Linked DNA regions of Homo sapiens: regions 2 and 3 are each linked to region 1. A link is a loop called in an ENCODE intact Hi-C map of the cell type or tissue named here. Cell type or tissue: Caco-2. All regions are shown on one strand. Each heading gives the region's core, and the rest is flanking DNA. Links, peaks and the distances in the headings are about the cores only.

Evidence for each region. A loop is a pair of places that touch in the nucleus more often than their neighbours do. Peaks named below come from ENCODE experiments on the same cell type or tissue, not always from the same donor. Only the 100,000 strongest peaks of a DNase experiment are listed, where the experiment ranks them.
Region 2: a loop joins it to region 1, with 5 times the contacts of the local background. A loop is called at or near these places in 5 of 110 quality-filtered maps.
Region 3: it touches region 1 in a loop (1.9-fold over the local background); 5 of 110 quality-filtered maps call a loop at or near these places.

What each region holds. Positions count from the first base shown.
Region 1 is chr14:81,433,452-81,439,170 of GRCh38, forward strand. It overlaps a transcript of STON2 not described here. Among named protein-coding and RNA genes, the nearest start is that of LINC02308, 14 kb to the right of the region's middle. In Caco-2, for the core only: no CTCF peak of the experiment used is centred there; DNase peaks (open chromatin) are centred at 2,190, 2,550 and 3,090; H3K4me3 peaks cover 2,591 bases.
Region 2 is chr14:81,299,585-81,305,303 of GRCh38, forward strand. The region is part of intron 5 of STON2 (stonin 2); the gene reads right to left. Among named protein-coding and RNA genes, the nearest start is that of GTF2A1-AS1, 81 kb to the left of the region's middle. RefSeq lists an enhancer at 3,832-3,976 and a cis regulatory region at 3,899-3,909. In Caco-2, for the core only: a CTCF peak has its summit at 3,301; a DNase peak (open chromatin) is centred at 3,887; H3K4me3 peaks cover 303 bases.
Region 3 is chr14:81,322,088-81,327,806 of GRCh38, forward strand. It overlaps STON2 (stonin 2), which reads right to left. Exons shown (of 8, transcript NM_001394390.1): 5 at 1,930-2,100. Among named protein-coding and RNA genes, the nearest start is that of STON2, 75 kb to the right of the region's middle. In Caco-2, for the core only: no CTCF peak of the experiment used is centred there; a DNase peak (open chromatin) is centred at 2,124; H3K4me3 peaks cover 1,164 bases.

The sequences.
Region 1 (5,719 bases), core at 194-5,193:
TGGCACCCGACCCAGGGTCCTTCATCATCTGCCACTGGGCCACCTCCTGATCTTGTTTCCTTCAGCACTTTTCCTCCTGCTCAGCCATACCTTGCTGTCTGCAGCTGGTTTAGACTTCCCCATACCACGGACAGCAGACTTTGCCATGTGAGTTACCTTGACCAACAGCATGAGAGCTGAAGTGATGGCTGCTACTTCTGAGCAGACTTTAGATGCTACAGTTTTGTTCTATCATGTCCTTTTTCCCTTTGTCATAAATAAGATCCACATTGTCCCAGAGAGAAGCTGTTTCTTAAGCCTCAGTGGGTCCCAGAATGATGACAAGTGAGGGGTAGAACTATGCCTGACTTACACTGGACATGCAGCATGAGAGGGAACTAAATCTTGGCTGTTATAAATCACTGAGATTTGGGGGTTACTTGTTATTTACCGTTAAACTGACTGTAACAGTCCTTTTGATCACTTCTCTCAGTCTGGAATGTCTTCTCTTCTCTGCTCTACCTTGTTTCCAATCCCACCTCACCCCTGCCTGCACAAGAGACTTGCTCATCATTCTACACTCAGCTCAAGTGTTACCCCTCGGTCAAGCTTTTTGTGTCTTTCCCAGGTATAACTTTTAAGATCTTCTCTGGATGCTACAGACCTGTAACCACATCCCTGGAACTGTGCCACGGCGCCTCCATTCATTAGTACTATCCTTAGAACAACTTCTAAGAAAAAATAATAATAAAATTAAAAATTCAACAACTCATTTTATAAAGCAGAAGCCTGGCTCAGAAAAACAAAGCAATTTGTTGAAGTTTCCCAGAATCAGTCACAGTCTGAGATCTCACGAGGTGGGAGTCTGGCTCTGAACTCAGAAGTCTTTGCCCCGCCCAACACATCTCTCTTACTACCCCCAGCAGCAAGCGTTCAGATCCTCCCACGCCACTGGAGAGAGTAAAAGTCCTCTTATCAACAACTGAAAGGGCTGCCATGCTAATCTGAGACTTGAAAGATTGCATCTGGAAGTGGGCTTCTTACCCCCTGAGAAGATAAGCATTTCCTCTAAGTCAATGTATTCATTCTAAGGCTCCTGGCAAAAGCACAAGAGACCCTAGAAGAACTGGGGCATTTTGTTTGCATCCTTTCCCCAGTTCCTAGCCTATGGGTTGGGGGATAGGGGGTAGTATGGTGTGGTAAGACAGATTCCCACTGACATCACCCTAGAGAAGCTTTGAGAAGGTTTTTTGGATTCGTCACACAGTAGGAGGCAATTGAGCAGGGGGTTCAGAACTCCAAGCAGGTCCGCTACATGTCGATATTTTAAGTTTTAAAAAGAAAAATAAAACGGGCCAATTATTGACTTTTCAGATTAACCAAGAAAAGAAAGTGACACAGTGACAAAGAATTAAACCAGACCACCCAGGTCAGGCATAGGAAAAAAAACACCTAAAAGTAGCAACTGCAATTTTAGGTTTCTATGAGCCACTGGCATTTTTGCTGTGTGGTTGAGTTTTTTTTCTCTCTCTCTCTTTCTCCCTCCCTCTCTTTTTAATTTTACCTTTTCGTTTAAGGGAGGAGTAAAAAGTATAAAACTTTCAAATACTTCCCCCAAATCAGCCATGCTACTGAAAGGTGAACACTTAACAAAGTACCATGATATTATTTTCACACAATATTCATACCAATTTTTTCAAAGGTCACAAAGCTTTTCTCAGTTACTAGTTGGAATGCATTTATCTCTCTCACCATTCCAATGGATCGGTTTTTTACCGCCCCCCAAAAGGACATGCTACCTTTAAAGATACCATCGGTCTCATTAATAATAGCATTTTTTTCCTTTCAAGTGTAGAAAGCTGTTCAGAGCTGCAAATGGTTGCTAGGCCAGTTTGGACACGTCTGATTTACTCTTTAAAAGCCCATCCACTCCGTATAATAAATAATAAGAGCCGGTATTTATTGAGTGCTTAGCGCTGTGCTGGGTGTTTTTCAGGCATTGGCTCATATAATCCTCAAAACAACGCTATCAGACCGGTGCAATCATTATCGCCACCTTACAGATCAGGAGAGGGAGGCACAGAGAGTAAGAAGGACCTGCTCAAGGGGGAAACGGGGAGCGTCGGGAGAGGCGGGGAGGCAGGCAGAGACCAGGAGCTGCACAAAAGCACAGTTAATGATTCACTCACAGCCCTCAGGCAGCTCCTTCCAGTAGGGGTTGCACCAGAACACACGGACGCGCACACACACGCACGAATGCACACACACGCACACGCGCGCGCACACACGCACTCTCATCTTCAACTCTTCATCCCAGCGAGAGGCGGGTGTCAGGCAAATTGCTTGGCAACGCGCAGAGAAAACTCCATCCAAGCCCCACGTCCAGGCCGCCTCTGGGCGCTGTCCAGCGGGCAGAGCGCCTGAGGCCAAGCTGGGGTCCTGCCTCCCGACACCCCGAAGGCGGGGCGCGGCGCCAACCCGGGGTTTCAGGCGAGGGGAGTGTAGGGGAAGCACCGTCCCCAGGGACACCTGTTGTCGCCTCCCCACTCGGGCCGATGAAGACATCCTGGGCGTCCCAATCTCGAAGACACCCGTCGGCCAGAAGTGTCTGTGTATGGGGCCAGGTGTCGCAGGAGTCCTCCTCCACCCCTACCTGCCTTAAGCAGAGTCCCCTCGTCCTCCCCCACCCCGGGACGCCCGCGGCTGGTGGAAACGCCGCGCCTCCGCGTGGCTCGACCAGGCAGGCTCGGGGGCGCCAGGGGGCACAGCGGCGCTAGGACCTCGCGGCCGGCCCGCCCCCGCCCCCGCCCCCGCCCCCCGCCCGCTCCACCTGCGGGGCCCCTCTTGGGGGGCGCGCTCGCCTCCTGCTGCGGGGCGTGGGTGCAGTTACCTGCGCCGCGGTCCGCAGGGTCCCCGGCGTCCGCCGAAAGGTCGCCGCGGCAAAGCCGGCTTCTCTGGCCGCGGGATACCCACCCGGCCGCACTGCTCTCGCCACGATCCCTCCCGGCCGCAGCGCCGACGCCGGCTCCAGACTCGAGCTCGCTCTGCGCCCGCCGGCTCCCGGCGCCGCTCCCGCCGCTCCTGATTGGCCGCGGCGCGCTCCCGAGCCGCGCCATGATTGGGCAGCCGGGGAGCCGGGGCGGGGGGACTGGCCGGGCGCCGCCGGGATCTGCTGGCCAAGCTTCCCGCGCCGCAGACTCGCTTTCCCGCGGCTCCCGGGGCCCCAACCAGACCCCGAAGCTGGGATTCTTCCCCTCTGCGCCTAGTGGGGCCGGCCGTCCAGGCACGAGGCAACACGGAAAGCATCGATTCGAGCGACATGGAAATGGCGTGGAATGGGGAGCGCATGGGAGTCCCACCCGCTCCGCCTGCGGGCTGGTAGTTGAGACCTCCTAGGAGCGGGAATCATTGCTCAACCAGCCTCACTCCTGTACGTTCATTTATTGATACTTTTGACTCTACAAAGGGCGTAGGCTCAGGACAGTGGCTTGTAAACAGCGGGCGCCAAATAGTTCTGTGGACTCATATCGGACTCTACACACAACCTCTCAGTGGTCCTACCTGAGCTCTCAAAGGGAGAGCAACTTGTTTAAGGTCTTAATCACGCCAACAAATTATTAAAAACACCGTGCTAGGTGTTTAGGGGGAAAAAAGATAAAAATGGTGAGATCTTCAATTACAGGGAAGTTCATACCTAGCTAGAGAGATGAGGCTGGATAATGATAATGACCCTAACGTTTTTATGGTGCATATTATTTACTAGGCACTATTCCAAACGCTTTACATTTATTAATTCAGAAATACAGAGGCTGTCATAAGAACATCCATATGCCCCGTGAACATGTGGACAAGTGACACCAGTTTTTAGTCTGGAGAGATTTTCATTGAAAGACACACCAGCAGTCACTCCACACTGTGGAGGAGAGGCACTGGTTAGAACCGAGGGCGTATAGGGAATTGAAATTGCTCTGTCCTCCGTCTCTTCTCCCACCTGCCCTGAATCTTTCTAAGGAATGAAAACAAAACATAAATCTGGGTGCCACCAGACCTTTGTTCTGCTACTCATAAAACACCCTCTCTAAACACCCAGATAGGAAATGAGTAGAAGTAAGTAACACAACTTACATTGTAGGACCTTTGGCTTGGTGGCACTACCTTGAAAGCAAGTATGTAGACATTTTTCTACAGACATTTCCCCCTTGTTTATTCTCCTATGTTGACAGAACGCCTTGAGCAAGAAATTTGGCTTAGGAGAGAAGTAAAGACTCAAGGCTTTAACAGTTTCACCCACTCTGAACAGTGTTGACCCTTACCTTAGGGTGAGCTTACAGTCATTTACTTTGAGGAGCCCAAGACCCCAAGAGGAAATTACCTCTGTTTTCTCCAGTTTATATCAATGGACAAACACTTGATTCACTTCAATTTTTTTTTTTTTTTTTTTTTTTTAGCCGGAGTCTCGCTCTGTCGCCCAGGCTGGAGTGCAGTGGCACGATCTTGGCTCTCTGCAACCTCTGCCTCCCGGGTTCAAGCTATTCTCATGCCTCAGCCTCCTGAGTAGCTGGGATTACAGGCACGTGCCACCACGCCCGGCTAATTTTTGTATTTTTAGTAGAGACGGGGTTTCACCATGTTGGCCAGGCTGTCTCAAACTCCTGGCCTCAAGTGATCGGCCCGCCCCGGCCTCCCAAAGTGCTGGGATTACAGGCGTAAGCCACCGCGCCGGGCCTCAGTTGATTCACTTTATATTGAATAGGTGGACACGCATGGGTTGAACCTCACCTGGGAGGAACACCAGACAGAGCACGGGGTGGTGTGGACTGTGTGAGGAGAGTTCTTTCATGGGCATCCCTCTCCAAGCATCGGAAGCACATGGAGACATCAGCCCATAATTCAGGTTGCTGGCTTTCCATAGCTGTGGCTTCTGCCAAAGCAGAAGTTCCATTTGGATTGGTCAAACTATCACTCCAAAGAAGAAGGACTGTTTCAGCCAGAGAACCAAGCTGACCCAAGATGGTTTGTCAAACTGCTCAACCCTCATCACATCACATTAAACTCAGCCCAGGGATGACAAGTGAAAGGATGGCAAATGAAGGAAGAGTGACAAGTGAAAGAAGAACCTGAATTCTACTTCCATTACCTTGGAATCTTACTGAGGCCAGGAACTGCTTATGTCTTGGTCTGTTCTCTGTCTCTAGCAAAATGCTTTATTTAGTTCGCCCCCTGTATCGCATTTCTTCCCTGGTGACTACTGCTTAGTGCTCAAAACTCAAATATTCTTTCCTCTGTGAAGCCTTCACTCATTCTCCCAGGCTAAGCTGTGAACCTCTTGCCGGTCTTATATTCCCATAACATCAATAAGCAACAGCATTCTAGTGATCTGCTCAAATGGCCATCTTTCTAACTAGCACACTGTGCATTACTTAGCGATGTATCCTCAATCAGTGTATCCCCAATTAAGTAGGTACTTAATAAACATGAAGTGACTGATGAAAACCCCTGACAGGCTAATAGGGTGGTATTAAGGAGACTAGGGCCACACCCTATCGTGGTCTTCAACAGGGCATTCTTCAGTTCCAGACTGGAAGGATATTTGGTGTGGAGCAAAGCGATCATCCATCCAATCCAACAATAATAGGTAGTTTCTGTGTGTCAAGCACTGTCAGGCCAAGAGAAGAATAAGCTCTTCTTTAAATGAACACAAGGTGAAGTGGTGCAGTTAATTTACAAGACAGTTTTGCTA
Region 2 (5,719 bases), core at 178-5,177, 130 kb before region 1:
CAACCTTCTTAACAAAAGTAAAAATAATTGTAAAACTGAATACAGCAAGTCCTCAGGATACAAAGTCATTCTTTAAAAACTCAATTATATATTAAAATACTAGTAACAAGTCAACTGGAAATAAGACCTCTAAAAATATTGTTTACTATAGCATAAAAATATCAACTACATAGAAGTAAACTTAATAAAAGATGTGTAAGGCCTCTTCACTGTTGAGAGAAGTTAAAGAAGGCCTAAATAAATGGAGAGATTTCATGTTCATGGATTTGAAAACTCAAAATTGTTAAGATGGAAAAAAAATTTTTTTTTTTTTTAAATTGATCTATAGAATCAATATGATTCCAATAAAAACTCCCAGGCTTAAAAAAATTTTTTTGATAGTTGGTCAATTTCTATCAAAGCCTATCAATCACCAAGACAATCTCAAAGAAGAAAAATGTTGTAGGACTCAAAACTACCAAATTTCAAGATTGACTATAAAGTTTCAGTAATTAAGACAATCTCATAGGAAAGATAAATAAGTTAATGGAACAAAATGAAGAGTGTAGAAGTGGACCCACGCATGTAAAGTCACTTGAGTTTGGGCAAAGATGCCATGGAATTCAAGAAAAAAAGTTCTCAATAAAACATCCTGGAGCAACTAGATATCCATACAGAAAAAGTAGACCTTTACCCTTCCTTCTCTCTCTCTGTCTAAAAATTAATCTGAAAGGGATCACAGATCTACAAGAAAGCCAAAACTATAAAGCTTCTAGAGGAAAACATAGAAAAATATCTCCATGACCTTAGGGTAGGCAAAAATTTCTTAGGACACAAGAGGCGCTAACCATAAAAGAAAAAATATAAATAAATTGTACTTCATCAATTTATCAAGACATCAGTAAAAAAGTTAAAAGGCAAGCCACTGATAAAAGAATACATAACTCCCAGAAATCAATAATAAAAATACAAACACCTCAGTAGGCCACAACGAAACTATATAAATGGCTAGATAGCACATGAAAAGGTGCTCAGCATCATCAGACACCAGGCAAGTACAAATTAAGCTATAATGAGATCCTAAATACTCCCATGATAATATCAAATGTGAACAAAGATGTGGAGCAACTAGGACTCTCGTGCGTCATTGGTGAGAGTATAAAATGGTAAAATCACATTTAAAAATGGTTTGGCAGTTAAAAATGGTTTAAATGATAAATTTAAACATTCACCTACTTTATGACCCAACAATTCTACTCCTATGTTTGTTCTCAAGAGAAATGAAAAATATGTCTACAAATAGACTTGTTCAAGAATGTTCACAGCAGCTTTATTAATAATAGTGAAAACCTGGAAACACCCCAAATGCCTATCAATAGGAGAATGAATAAGCAAAGAGTATCATATTCATATCATAGAATACCACTATAGCAATAAAAATAAAATGACCATTTATATATGCAACAACATGACGAATCTCATAACCATTCTCTGAATCTCAGAAGTTACTATTGCACCATCATTTCTCCAGGTTTGATTCATTCATTTAATCTCACACCAACCCCATAAGGAAGATATTTTTATCCTTCAGCTTTAATAATAGAAATAATTAATAGAGAAAAAATAATATCTAAGATTATATTCTCTCATTCAATATTTATTGAACATACTCTATTTGTTACTAGGCAGTAAACCATGTCCGAAAAACATAATGTCAGCCAAAAAAGACACAAGATTTAAACTCAGTCCTTCCACACTACACAACACTGCCAGGTCCTATGACAAGCTAAATGTAAAAGAAGGAATAAGACTTTGTCACTACCTTTAAGAAGTTCAGAGACTAGCAGAGGCAACAGGCAAATAAACCAACAACCACAATACAGCAAAAGCAATTACAATACAACACAAAGTGTTCTTATGGGTATATAAAAAGTGCTGTGTGAACCCAAAAGAGGAAATGACCAGTAATTCTGCCTGGGATAGTTGAAGCCAAACTGGCAAAGGAGCTGACATTTCAGTTGGGTGATATACTAGCAGAGAGAATGTCTGAAGACATTGAGACAGAGTGGAACGTGCTCAAGATTTGGAAGTAAATACATCTGGTTGGGATGCCAGCTCAGTATTCACATTTGTGAAATGTGAATAATTACTCAAAAACTTGAAGGGTTGTTGTGAGAACTGGAAAAAATACATGTAAAGAACTGAGCCCATGCAGAGGAAACTCCATTTTTAGTAGCTTTTAGTTTTTGAACAAATAACTGTTATTAGTCATATTGCCCAATATACATCTCCTATTGTAGATTTGTCAATCTCCAGAAATGCTTGCTTCTCAATACAATAATATTAAGTTTCTGAGGCTAAACAGCTTAAGCCTAGATCTTAAGCCCATGGTGATTTGCTAGCTTTGACCTCCCTCCTCACTTGAATATGACTCAAGCCCCAATGCATAACATGACACTGTGCACTGAGGGCAGTTGGCTGTCCCAATCAGAGTGGTTTATTAGAAGGCTGGAGGCGAGGACACAAAAACATCAGGACTAATGGGAGTAGTAGCCACTCTGGACTGTGCCTGTCTGTGGAAAACCATTTAGAACAGCATTTGTAAGCATGCACCATATCAGCTGCCCCTCTGTGCCCAGCTTACAGCAATACTCACTTTAATCAGCATCAGATACCCCTATCTGTCTACAAATTTCTGGAACAGAGGCTAACAATAAGTGTTAAAGTAGTCTAAGAGAGACAGTCTAATAAAGAAGGCCCAAAATGGCAGAACTTTCTCAATACACACAGGCTCTTCCTGTAGTGATGGAAAGTCTCACTTGGATCCAAGATTTTAATATAGATAACGAAATAGGCTCAGTATCCCTTCGGATGGTGCAGCAGGTTAGTGCTTCTGAATGTTAAAGCATTTATGCAACAACTCAGAAAGTGTTTGCAAGGCTGACTGGTTCTATACTGACATTTCTAGTCAAACTACACTCATTAAAGTAAGAGAATGACCATGGTGTCAGAATCCATAGTGGCAACTTCTGCTAATACACAGCTTTGCATATAAAGTTGATTGCATGACAAACTGATACAGAGGGTGTTTACATCATTTAATCATCAGAGAGGACACTGCAAATGTCTCCACAAGGAATACAGCATGTCAAGAGACAGCGGACTTGTGCTGTGCCACAAACAGGCTGTAGGGGACAGTGGGAAAATTATATAAGATCTGTAAGCCTCAGGTCCCTCACCTATCAAATGGGATAACGATGCCCTGCAGGATGTTGTGAGAATTACAGATGATGTGGGCAAGTACCTGACATGGTGCCGTACACAGAATGAACACTTAATGATTGTTTCTGCTATAATTAATGTAAGGCACTGCCATCTATAGTTTGGAGGGGCAGGAACAAGTAGAAAAATATTTGCTGAGTTGATTGCTTTTGTTAAATGGCTGTTAGACTGATTATATGGAATGGAGTTCAGTGAGGGTGTACATGTGTGGGGGGTGTGTGTGTGTGTGTGTGTGTGTGTAAAAGAGATAATGAATACAAATGAGAATGAGAATAAGAAAATGTGTATTGGGTGAGCAGAGGATAAGCAGAGAGAAAGAAGGGAAGAGACGGGGAAAAGTAGCTTTCAGAAGAAACATGTCTACCTTGTTAGTAGACCAAAATATTTGAAGGGCAAGCCTTCAATGTGTTATGTTGTTTTACTTTTACTCTGCTTTTAGTCATTATTATATGCTCCATCAGAGCCTGACACACAGCAGGCACTCAGTAAATATTTACTAAGTGCACACCTGGATCAAGCATTGTGCACACTTGCAGGTGTGGCTATGACTAAGCACAGAAAAAGGAAACCAACAGTGGTGGTGTGGGACAAGTGTCAAGCAGTGGCCCTGACAGGCAGAAGTGCCCTTTGCCCCAGTGGCTGAGTCATTGCGCCACCACAGTGACACACTGAAACAGGTTCCATTCACAACATCAATAATGACATGAGGTCATTCTTCCAACAAAGCAATGAACCCCAGAGAGAGGCTCCAAATCTTAACACAGGAAGGGTCTGCTTCCGTTTGTCACCCTCTTCCTCAGTGAGCAGATCAGGTACATGAAATATTTTACTGTCCCATCCTGGACTGGATTTTGCCTTCATTAACCCTATGACAACCCAAGGGGAGGTATATTTACAGTTTATATGTGAGGAAAATGAAACTCATAGAGCTTACATAACATGCCTATGGTCAAATATCAACCAGGTTTCGAAACCAATGCCCTTTTAACCTCCTTGAAGTAGAACGCATATACAGAAAAGTGCACATATCGTAGCTCCATATATTTTCACAGTTGAGCACATGCATGTAACCAGCACCCAGATCAAGAAACAATTGCCTTTGTGCTCCTGACCAACCTCTTCCCCGACCGTGAATAATGACTATCCTGACTTTTAACAACGGCATGAGTTTTGCCCAGAACACTCTAAACTACAGTAATCACTCCTTCCACCAAATTCCTCTGATTTTCTTATCGGCATCGCTCATTTGGAATTTCCCAATACTCTCTTGTAGAGTCAAATAGTTGTTCTTTTACGTATCTCATCTTTCTAATTATGATTAAAACCTCCTTGAGACCAGGGTTTTGTACATTTTTAGATTCCCCCACACACCTATTATGGAGGAGCCACTGTAAAGTGTATCTACTTAAGAGTTATTTTCTGGTTACTGTGTATCTGACACTGTTTCAAGCACTTTACGTGGATTATCTCCTTTGATCCTTTCAACAACCCTGTGAGGTAGGTACTGCTCTTATCTCCCTCTTACAGATGACAAAACTAAAGCACAAAAAAGTTAAGTAACTTGCCCAAGCTCACGCTGTTAGAGATGGAATCAGGGCCGGGCATGGTGGCTCATGCTTGTAATCCTAGCACTTTGGGAGGCCGAGGCAGGTGGATTGCTTGAGGTCAGGAGTTCAAGACCAGCCTGGCCAACATGGTGAAACCCTGTCTCCACAAAAAATATCAAAAATTAGCTGGGTGTGATGAAACAGGCCTGTGATGAATCTCAGCTACTCAGGAGGCTGAGGCATGAGAATTGCTTGAGCCTGGGAGGCGGGGGTTGCAGTGAGCCAAGATCGCGCCACTGCACTCCAGCCTGGGTGACAGAGTGAGACTGTCACAGGAAAAAAGGAAGGAAGGGAGGGAGGGATGGAATCAGGATTCAAACCCAGGCATTGTTACTTTAGCCTTTCTTGTTATTCTGTTTTTTTGGCAAACTTTTTAAAAAGTATAAAATACACAGAAAATAACATAAATCATAAGTTTAAAGTTCAATAGCTTTTTACAAAGTGAAGACATGTAGGTAATTCACTATCTCAAAAGACAGATCCCCAGAAGACCCCTTTGTACCCCCTTCCTATCACTAACTACCTCTTCCCCCAGGGTAACAATTATTCTGACTCCTAACACCATACTGTAACGTGCTTGTTTTTGAACTTAGATAAATGAATTCATATAGTATGTTCTCTTTATGTTCATGAGATTCATTCATTTCATTACATGTGATGTGTTAGTTTGCATTTCTGCATCGTATTCAATTGTGTGAATGTGACACAATTTATCCATGTTAGTGTCGATGGACATTTGAGAGCCAGGCTTCTATGAATATTCTTGCACATGCCTTTGATGCACACATGCTTGCTTCTGTCTTGGGTACTCAGGAGCAGAACTGCTCTCTCACTGGATATGCAAAGCGACT
Region 3 (5,719 bases), core at 199-5,198, 110 kb before region 1:
GGCCCTGGGTCTCTTCTTCCACCTCTTGAATTGGTGCCATCCCTACTGAAGTTAACAAGGGGCTGGCACTACATGGAGGAAATTTGCCAACACTCTTCTAAACTGTATTCTATTCCTGAGCACTGATTCTGGGAGAGAAGCACGTTTGGAGTGGTGATGGTTTTGTACCGTAACGTGTAGCATCCAATGTACAAATGCCTATGAGAGTCAGGATGGCTATCAGTGCCGTTAACTGCATGGGCGACTTACAGTGGCTTCTATTTGTTTTTTAATCATAACTGAAAAGTCACAAATTTGAACCAGCAATCTCTAGGCAAAATCATCATCATGGTTCCTACCCCCACTTCTTGCTCACTTGGCCTCCAAATAAGTGGCATTCTTGGATTGTCTTCTAATGAGCTGGCTGATGGGGCTGCAAGCAATCTATGCTTTCGATTAATCAGCCAAGGGGAAACTAGAGCCGCAAAAAAACAAACTACTGGCATTATCACCACAGGAACACTGGGCATGACAATGATGACGTAGTGCTGATTTACCTCCAGCAAAAGACATACTACTGCACTTTCCTGAAACTTGGAAGAGGGGCATTCACCCTAAGAGAGAAATTTTCACCCTACCTGTGACCCTCCCAACTCATACCCTCACTCACAGCCAACTTCATAGACTTCCTATATGCCAGAAAGTTCAGATGTGCCATCTTGGTACACTGTGTTTTAGGGCAATTTGCTGCAGCTCTAGAAACCTGGATATGTTAAGCATAGGCTGCTCCGTACAGGGAATCCTTAAGTTGCCTGCACAGAGTTGCCTAAAACAAACCTGTGCTGCATATTCAGAGTCATCTGGCATAGGTCAAACCTTCACAGGTGTCATGGCAGTGCCTCAGTTTGGGCAATTTCTATTGCATTTCCCATACCGCCCTCCTATAAAACCCCTTAGCTTAGCATCCTCACACTCTGATGTAATTCCTCAAATTAACTTTACATGTAGCCTTGTCTTTCCTACATGTTTATGAATATCTTCCCAGGTATTAAAGTTTGGACTAGGCCAAGAACAGAGGCAGCAACTTTATTCCTTCACATGTCAGTGCAATCAACGGCTTGTGTTTAGAATAAATATTTGAGACACACAAGCCTGTTAACAATGCAGTGCTTGATTACTCTGAATTACTCTCTCACCCACAGCAACTGAGGGAGAGGGCCTTGGCACCAGCTCCCTGCACAAAACCTGCTTCCCAGCCTCCACCATTTGCCTCCCGACCATTCTCTCAAAGAATTCTCAACACACTATACAAAGATCTCAGTTTTCTCCCTTAAATGCCACACAAATTCCACATTGAACACAGACTTTTTTCTTCCCATTAGCACCACAGATTTAATTCAATACCTTCATGTTCACAAATATTTAATTGGACTTACCTTGTAACTCTTTTCCTCAAACCCCACCTTGCATCTTCCGTTCCACACTGAACTCCTTTAAATAAAGGGTCTCTTTTTGTTTGTTTTGAGACAAAACATCACCTTGGTCTATTACAAAGCTATCTTGACACTTAAGCTACATTTCAATTAGTCAGAGGTGCCTATCTATTAAAATGTCCACAATCCTTCACACTTTTTCTTCCTCAAAACCTATTTGGTAAGCAATGTAGTTTTTTGTTTTGTTTTGTTTTTCTACAGTGCCAAAAGGGTACATTGTACTAACTAGAGGTAATTAGCATGTTAAGTTTTCTTCCCAGGCCAGGCTATCGGGTTACAACTTCTAATAAACCCTCCTGCGAAAAGACATTTCTTTGTCTGGGGACCACCGAGAACTAACCAAACAAAACACCTTCAATTGTCTCAGAAATTCTGCCATCTAAACACAATCAAAAAGAAAAGCCAACACCAAAGCAAATAAAATGAATGAAGCGTTCCTGCTGCGGGCAGCCCTTACCATTGGGAGCAGAGGCCCCCTCCGGACCCTCGCCGGGGTTCTGGCTCCTCTTGGGCTGGGGTGAGGGTGGCGAGGGGTCCAGGCGGTGGGTGCGGGTGGAGGTATGCTCCGAGCATGCTTGAACAGGACTCACTGCCGTCTGCCTGCCTGTCTGCCACTCCGTCCTCTTGTCTGGGTGGGAAGGGCCAAGATGAAAAAAAAATGTGCAGGTTACTCACTGGCCTTCTCTGGCGGGCAGACACACCCAGGAGGAGGGAGAGGCCAGGCGCAGACAGGAGAGTCTTCAGAGGCTGAGCCTGAGATCTCCCTTCTGATTTCCTTTTGTGATTACTTCCTGAACTTTAAGCTCAGTCTGCATGGGCATGGGTACTTAGGGAGGCAAATAACACTTGGGTAATTAGATTCTAAGGGCTTAATGCAAAGGTTACTTCAAAAGGCAGTGCTTTAGCACACATCCTTTTGCATTTCACTCTGAAATTTGTTTCCTCCGAGTTAGAGTGTTAACACTAGCATAGGAAATGAGAGTGAAGGGTTACTCTGGGGCAGGGGTCTGGAAGAGCCTGGAGCAAGCAAACCTGGATGTGATTTAAACAATGAGTTTCTGGAGTCACTTTTAGGCTGAATTTTAGAGAAACAGGATTCTCAACAGTCTCCCAGTGCCTATGGACTTTGCCTTGTCCAAGGGGCACATTCTTGAAGTAGGCATCTAGAAATCAAGATTTTAGAAATGGATTCACATTGAAAGTTCAAGAACTTATTTGATAGCCTGACCTCTGATTAATCCTGAAATGAAGCCTTTCACAAATGGATAATAACTTGTTGGTTTGGAGGAAGCATGGGTGTTCATAAACAAAGGCATGGCAGTAATACAGCTGAGGGAGATGGAGCGGAGGGCGACGGAACAGGTACTTGCCTCAATTAACCCTAAAAATGTGCTTATGAGGGAGGATAACTGTTCCTCTTTCACATGTGAGCACACTGAGACCCAGAGGTTAGGGAACTTGGCTCATGCTGGGCCAGCTAGTGAATGGGAGACCCCGGATTTGGACCCAGGTTTGCCTGAACCCAAGACCTGGTATCCTCCCACCATACAGCCAGGAATGCCTTTCACCACTCCAACACTCACCTTTCCTCCACCTGCAGCTGACCTAAGGCTAGATACCTTTCCTTAAAGTTTTATAACTTTTCCAAAACTGATATGCCATGAAATGTAATTCTGTGGGTTTCTAGTAAGTGCAATAAAAGGGGGAAAATGTACTATATAGGTTTCTCTACCGTAGCTTCTCATAGCCTTTTGTATGCTAATATACATTGTGACTCTCCAAGTTCAGGACCTACAGTGTGCCACGTTTCCCTTCCCAAAGAGGGGAAGGGATCTTCTGAATTTGGGAAACAGTATTAAAGAGATGTGTTGTTTTTTTCTCCTCCTCTTTTTTTTGAACTTATAAAAAATTCATTATAAAAAACTTCAAACAGTATATAAGGGCATAAAATAAAAAGTAAAAAATTCTCTATTATTCTTAACAATCTGTCCCATTCCCCAGAGGTAACCACTGTTAGCAATTTCTTATGTATCTGGTTCAGAAATGTTTATGTATATAAAGCATATATGACTACCCTCTTAAAAACAACATAACTTGGATTAAAGGATACCCGTGATGTGTTATTTGGCACTTAAAAAAAACTTAATGATACATTTGAGATTTTCCATATCAGCATATAGAATTGCTTGGGCAAGTTAGAGTCAAGAAAAGTAAAAGTTAGGTCTAAAATACTGGATTACCACTTTATAGAAGGGTCTGCAATAGGGGCCACAGTATGCACAGAGGGGCAGACTGAGAAGGGATAAAGAAGAGGGACTCACACCCCTGTAAACATGATTACAATTGAATAGATACTACACGTTTTACTCTACGGGTTAAAAAAAAAAAAGTGACAGAGAAACGAATTTCTTCCCTCTTCCAGCTCTCTCACCCCAATGTATTAATTGAATAAAGCCTTACCCTAAACAACCCCAGCAATCAGTTGCTATTATTATCCTCATTTTACAGATCGAGAGAGCAACCTCAGAGTATGCACCCAGCACACAAGAACGGCAAAATAAATGCTTGAAGTTTTATTAATGAAGCAAACATGGCATTGGCCACCCTGATTTTTGCCACGCTGTGTTCCTAAAAGCCACACTATAAAGTGGATCCTATTTTCCCTTAGGAACAATGTTGTAATTACGGGTTCTGTTCCAAGACCTCATGTTGGTTTCCTATAAATTCAAGACATAATCAATAAAATCTTGTAAAAACAGAGACACAACAGTAAATCTAATAATCATGTAAAATAGTAAAATGATGTTCCATGACTCAGATTTTGCGAGATTGGCTCATACAACCCCTCCTTTTTACTGATGATGGAAAGAATATCCAGAAGATTGTGTGGATCTTCTCTAAAAGTATATACCTTGTTATACTGTCTCAGTAATGAAACAATTTTAAAATGTGCCCACATTTGAAACCTGCATTACACAAGGAACTCCAACATACTCTACGGTGTACATACAAACATATTGTATCACAAATTTGACACAATATTAATATACAAGTTAGAACAGGCATTACTCGTTTAACTAGAAATAGCTTCCCCTGCCTGCCTCCTTAGAATTAAAAGGTCATTTGAGGAATGATTTGACTGACTCATTTCTTAGAAAAACTGTCTAGGGATAATGTGAATCAATACTTTCCTATTTTCTCAATATGTTTTTCTGTATAAACCAGAGGCTTTCAACATCATTCCATGGGTTTTATCCCTGCTAACACAGTTGCAGAAGTGTCTTCATAGTTTGAGACATTACTTGGGACCTTAGATTGATTTGGGGTGTACAGTTTGACCTAATCCTCCTGCACTCCTGACAATTCTTTCTTTTTTATTCCTCCCCACCCATTGTCCTAAGTAAGGAAGCCAACATGGCAAAACCCCGTCTCTACTAAAAATACAAAAATTAGCCAGGCGTGGTGGCACGCGCCTGTAATCCCAGCTATTTGGGAGGCTGAGGCACGAGAATTGCTTGAACCTGAGAGGCAGAGGCTGCAGTCAGCCAAGATTGTGCCACTACACTCCAGCCTGAGCAACAGCGCAAGACTCCATCTCAAAATAAAATAAAATGTGAATTATAATTATTTAATATTATCCAGTCTCTAGACAGTGTTAAATTCCTCTAAATATATCAAATTTTTTTTTATACTTTGTTCAAGTCAATACTGCAGTTGGTTCATAGGTGTTGTCGTTTTATCTAAACATTCTTTTTCCATCTTTATTTTTCTTCCTTGCAATTTACTTCTTGAAGAACCTGGTTCTTTGCCAGAAAATGTCCCACAATCTACATTTTGATCATGGTATGATTTAACATGTTCCTCTCCCTTTGGAATTTATAGTTAGATTTAGAAGTTTGATCGCATTTAGATTTGATTTTCGGACAGACTAGCTAGTTAAAAGGCAGTCTTACGTACTTCCATCAAGAGGCAACTGGCGTTTGATAAGTTCTGGTATTTGTGCACTTAGCAACCACTGAGAATCAATGCCTTGGTATTATTTCCTAGGGATTGAAAAATGATTTTCTTCCATTTCTTCCTCATTCATTAACTGGGATGCTATTAATATTAAAGGCTTATACTTTCCAAAATGAAAGCATACATTTCCCGTTTCTGTTTTTGGCCACGACATGTTATGTTAGACAATATATATTTTTTCCACCTACGTATTTCATTAAAATCTATTTTACTGAGATTATTAGTAGTAT